2 separate regions of the Mus musculus genome follow, and region 2 is linked to region 1. A link is a loop called in an ENCODE intact Hi-C map of the cell type or tissue named here. Cell type or tissue: heart. All regions are shown on one strand. Each heading gives the region's core, and the rest is flanking DNA. Links, peaks and the distances in the headings are about the cores only. Region 1 overlaps Macrod2 (mono-ADP ribosylhydrolase 2). Region 2 overlaps Ndufaf5 (NADH:ubiquinone oxidoreductase complex assembly factor 5).

Region 1 (2,833 bases), core at 266-2,765:
CAGTTTAGATAGCCAAATAACCTGCAAGATTTATTGGAAAAGGTTACTATTAGTTAACAAAAGTGAAACCCACTATGAACGTATCAATAATGAACTTTTAAGAATCAAATAAAGAATAACTAAAACATGTTAAGAACTGAGAAAATGATAAGCAAACAACAGTTATATATAATTTTAATATTTCTCCTAAATACACAATGGTTGAAGTAGTCATAAACAATGTATATCTGAGTTATATATATATATCACCTTATACCCCACAGAGAGTGCACCTTGTTTCTCCATGCTTGAGAAACATTTTAAATGCTGCTTAAAATGTACCAAAAGAAAAATTCACTCTTGAAAAATAATCACACATGCTTTATTCTTTTATCAATATTTTAAACCAACGTACTTCACAATTTTAAAATAACCTAAATAATTTTAAAGTTTTTATTTTGTTGTACATATATGCATTTATTTTTTTTTTTTATGTATGGGCATGTACACAGAGAGGCCAGAAGTCAACGTGGAATGCTGTTCTCCTGTAACTCTTGACCTTATTTATTGAGACAGTCCTTCATGCAGCCCGGACTGACTGGCCAGGCAGCACTGGCGCTCTACCTTGTTCCAGTGCTCCAGGTGCAAATGCATGTCATCAAGACCAGCTTTGATACAGGCGCTTAGAATCCCAACTTAAGTCTTCACATTTGTTCTCAAGCACTTTAGCAACCAAGCCATAGCCCCTGCTCCCTAACTAAGTCAAGGAAATTCCAGAAATTACAGGTCCATTATAAACTGTATCTGTGTAGATATATATAATGGCATTTAGTCAGTTATACTAGGAAGCAAAAAGTAAACTTACACAGAGAGAGAGGGGGGAAGAGAAGAGAGAAATAGAGGGACTGGAAAACCAAATTATTAGAAAAACTAGAAAGAAACAGATTGATTTATTCAATTAGAGAGTTAGAAAATAACAATTCAAAACAAGTTATAGGGCCTATAAAACAAATATATACATATTTAAACTCTAATTAAATATTTGAAGGGAAAAAAAATCTAAAACATAAAATTGACATTGATAAAAGGACTTTATTCACCTATGGCGGAGACTAATATAAAAAATTCTACACTCAGTGTATAAAATTTTTAAAATTAATAAAGTTGATAATTAAGGAACGTACATGCTAATACAAGAAAATGTGACAATTCATGATTAATTTTAGTTTTTGTTCCAGAGCTCATGATATCTTCCTAATATCATTCAACAATAAAAGCCATGGCATAATGAGCAAAACTGATGAGAAGGAAGAAACTCAACGCAGGCTAAGGCAGAGAACTAGTAAGATATGGAGATGGGGGCCATTTCTCAGAAATTATGCATGATGGAAAGCTATCACTAGAGGGCAGCATTGCAAAGATTATTTTTTAAAAGATGCTTAAGGAGGAGGTACCACAAAAGTACAACACCCTCCACTGTTTACATTCATTTCTTTAGGTAATAAAATATGTTCCCGTGGCTGAACAATTTGGGGCATGTTTATAACACGATTCATAATTAGGCAAGAAAAATCAATCCCACGTTTCTCCTTTTTAAACTAAAATGTATAGGTTAATACTTGTTTGAAGTTTCACAAAACAGACTAGATTGAAAATCTAAGTACATTAATATAAAATACTGTTTCCTAAACTAGCTTTGGTATACAGAACATTTGATATTTGAAAATGAACACACCTGTCTTTGTATTTTTATGATATTGAAATATATATATATATATATCAGTAACAAAATTGTATCCTACAAAAGACTATTCTCAAACACGTGCCTATACATTGTTCAGTCAGAACACTGAGCACTGAGAAACACCTCTAATGACTGAGAAAGGCAAGAATGACTTCTGGCATGGAATGTCAGTGCTTGAATTGTCACAGCTCAGTTTTCTGGCTTCTTTGAAACTAGTTTTGACAAACATACCAGAGCCACATTTGAAGGACTATTCATAATCGTCTAGTTGACATCCAAGGAAGGTAAATATTCTTTGGTCAAACACCAATTTATTGACCCAAGACACTGATTGATTTATTTTGTCATCTTCAGTTCGTTATGGTCCCTGTCAACAGCCATTCTCAAAGCTGAGTGTTCCCTGTATTCTATTTTTGTCTTATATAGATTTTTTTTCTATAAATAAATTCCCACCCAACTTCACAGAGGGCTCTCCATATCTCAATCTCTACACAACTTCTTATACCTGCTCATTATCTAGCTCTACATCTTTATTCTATGAATACCTCAATATAGTATGGCCAAACTTAACTCTTCCTCAAAACTGTATGATCACTCCTAGTAGGTAATGCCCAGTCTATCTGACATTAATGCTAGCTTATTTTTTTCTTTATGGTACTAGAGCAACTGCCTCAGTTTGACCAGTTTCTGGTAAGACACAGATATGCAAATTTTCAAGTGTGACTTTCTTGGGGTGAGAGAAACATGCTTCTTGTTCTTTTTCTACAGAACCAGCCTCCCTCCAAGTGTCAGAACATTACCCTATCCCTTGTTCATCTCATCCTCTGAATCTCTTAAGAAAACTGAGGCTGATTCTGTATTTGGGCTGGTGCTAAGTCTTAAATTTAGTCCTTCCAATTCTTCCCCTAATCTTAATAGTAATGATCCCTTTCAAATGCAAAATACAAAACAAAAACCACTTTGGGAGATCCCTTGTTATCTCTAAGATAAGATACCCAAGGCCAAGAGGATTTCCTGTAACTAAACCACCCATGCTTTTTTTGCAGACTTATCTTCCAGCATGCAGTCTTCTATGAGCTGTTACTGTAACAACATGCACTTGGCAGGCAA
Region 2 (2,833 bases), core at 79-2,578, 230 kb after region 1:
AATTAATCTTCAGACCCTTTTCTTTAAGTTGACGGTAAGAGGCTGTTTACTGACAATTTCTAGTGTAAGCTAGAGAGCTAGCTAGGTGGTACAGTGTTTGCATTACATGTGGTCAAGAGGCTGAGGATATGTATTAATGGATAAAGCACTTGCTATATAACCATGAACTCCAGCACACAAATAAAAAAACCAGGTATGGTGGCATCTGCCTGGAATCCTTAAGCTGGAAAGGGACACAAGGGAATCCTGAGGGCAGCTAGGCTAGCGAATTAGTGACTCCAAGCTCAGTGAGAAAGGATAAAGGAGGAAGCAAGAGAAGAAGATACTGACAACAGCCTCTGGCAACCACCTATACACATACAGAGGCTGCGCACACCTCATATGCACACAGAAGCATACACCAGCACCCCGACACACACACACACACACACACACACACACTCACACACACACACACACACACACACACACACACACAAAGGCCTGGGTTCAATTCCCAGTACTACAGAAATAAAAACAAACTAATGTAATATCAAATTAATGTTACCTATCTTTCTTTACATGTCCATTTTAAATTATTTGAAAAGGCTATGTTAAGATCATTCTACAACCCAACTAGCACCTGAAAGAGTCAGATGCAATATTTGCACCTAGCCAATGGACAGAAGCAGCTGACCCCCCTGTTGTTGAATTAGGGAAGGCTGAAAGAAACTGAGGAGAAGGGCGATCCTATAGGAGGACCAGCAGTCTTAATTAATCTGGACCCACGAGATCTCCCAAACACTGGAGCACCAAACAGACAGCATACGCCAGCTGATACGAGGCCCCCAACTCACATACAGTAGAGGACTTCTGGGTCTGTGTTCATTCAGAGATGATGCACTTAACCCTCAAGAGTCTGGAGGCCCCAGGGAGTTTAGAGGTCAGATGGGATGGGAGGTGGGGACATCCATGTGGAGATGGGGTGTGGTGGGGAGGAGGTGTGAGCTGTGAAGCAGTTGGAGGGTGGGAGGGGAGGGGCAGGGAATGGAATATGGAATGTAAAAAATGAATTACAAATAAAATTAAATTTAAAAAAGATCATTCTACAAAAGAACTAAAGGAAATGTTAAATTGTTTTAATTCTTAATATTAAAATTTACTACATGAGCAAGTGTCTACTACTTACTTTCACTAGTCAAGAAATGATCATTTCTTTAACAGTTTAAAAATAATAATCTATTTTTAAATTTTTAAATAAAATTATAATAATAAATACAATTTAAGTTTTTATTGCATTGTTTTTATTAAAGGCAATCAACAAGGAGGCTGGAGAGAGGCCTCAGTTAAGTGCACACACTGCTCTTGCTAAGGATGTGAGTTTGGTTCCCAAAATATACCAGGTAGCACCCAAAAGCCTGTAACTCAGCTCCAGGCATCTGGCCCTCTTCTGGCTTCTGAGGGCACTGCTTCAATAAGTTAATGACACTCATTCTACCAAGAAACCCAGTGTTCCGTATTTGTGAGCTTAATGGTCCCAATTCATAGAGATTTTAATAGCTACAAACTAGTAAGCTAAGTTAATAAAAACAAATGTGGTAATGCACATTTAAAATCCCAGCACTTAGGAAAGAGAGGCGGAGAGCTGTGATTTCAGGGTCATCCTCGGGGTCATCCTCAGCTATGTGAGATCCAGTTTCAAGTACAGGAACAAATAAACAAACAAACAAACAAAACCCTCCAACTCATCAACCAACCAAAACAAAAAATACTGGCGGCCGGAGCACATACTGCTCTTCCAGAGGACATGAGTTCAATTCGCAGCATCTACAGCAGAGGCTGGTAACTTCTAGTAACTCCAGTTTCAGAGGATCTACTGTCCTCTATGGGTATTCACATGTGTGGCACATGCTCACAGAGACATACACATTAAATAAAAACTAACAAATCTTAAAAAGTATTTTTGATATCCATCTTCAAAATACTCTCTCTCCGGTGAACACCAATCACACAGCATCAAAGCAAAGCGGGACTCACACTGCAGCGGTCTCCTTATTACCAACCATGGTATAAACCTTTAGTTTCTGCTCAACTTCCCACTGCCCTGGCTTACTCCATGTCACATGTAGTAAATACAAACACAACACACGATGCACTAGACATTTTAAAAAGCCTGCCAAACAATCGTTGCTCACATATTCTACAAGATTGTTAGATATATGCCACCTCTGGGCCTGACCCAGTTCGGTTGTAGAAAGCTCAAGAGTGCTGATAGAGGGCATCAAGAGTAACTCTCCAGCCACAGGAGTCCACTCTCCCCTCAGGAACACACACTGCTGTACAGAACTCCCCCTTTCCTTGTGGAGTGCTAAAGAGAACCTGGACTCAGATCACAACCTTATATAACCTAGGATAAGCATGATTCAACCTTCACTACTCAGTTTTTTCATCTTTAAAATGGAATATCTGGTAGTACACTGTGGGGAAGCTTTACTGACAATCATCTAGGAAAGGCCTCTATAATGGCAGACTCAACCTGAGCTTGAGAAAACACAAAGACACTCGCTGGTAACTGTTTAAGATTTGCAGTGATTTTACATTTGATCTTGGCCAAATGCTGAGACGAGATGTGGTGCTTTGGCTTGGTTTGGTTTTTCCAGAGTTTCTTTATGTAGCCTTGGCTGTGCTGGAACGAGCTCTGTAGAGCAGGCTGGCTCCAAACTCACACAGATCCACCTGCCTCTGCCTAAGGGGTGTTGGTGATGAAGGGGTGAGTTACCACCACTACCTGGCTTTCTCACAGTGTTTTTAAGGTAAATTCAAATGCTTATTAAAAACAAACTTTAATATGGAT

The links. Peaks named below come from ENCODE experiments on the same cell type or tissue, not always from the same donor. Only the 100,000 strongest peaks of a DNase experiment are listed, where the experiment ranks them.
Region 2: it touches region 1 in a loop (8-fold over the local background); 21 of 42 quality-filtered maps call a loop at or near these places.

What each region holds. Positions count from the first base shown.
Region 1 is chr2:140,426,013-140,428,845 of GRCm38, reverse strand. The region is part of intron 2 of Macrod2 (mono-ADP ribosylhydrolase 2); the gene reads right to left. Among named protein-coding and RNA genes, the nearest start is that of Gm23846, 13 kb to the left of the region's middle. In heart, for the core only: a CTCF peak has its summit at 1,377 (motif pointing right); no DNase peak of the experiment used is centred there.
Region 2 is chr2:140,199,509-140,202,341 of GRCm38, reverse strand. The region is part of intron 8 of Ndufaf5 (NADH:ubiquinone oxidoreductase complex assembly factor 5); the gene reads right to left. Among named protein-coding and RNA genes, the nearest start is that of Ndufaf5, 30 kb to the right of the region's middle. In heart, for the core only: a CTCF peak has its summit at 1,427 (motif pointing left); no DNase peak of the experiment used is centred there; H3K27ac peaks cover 352 bases.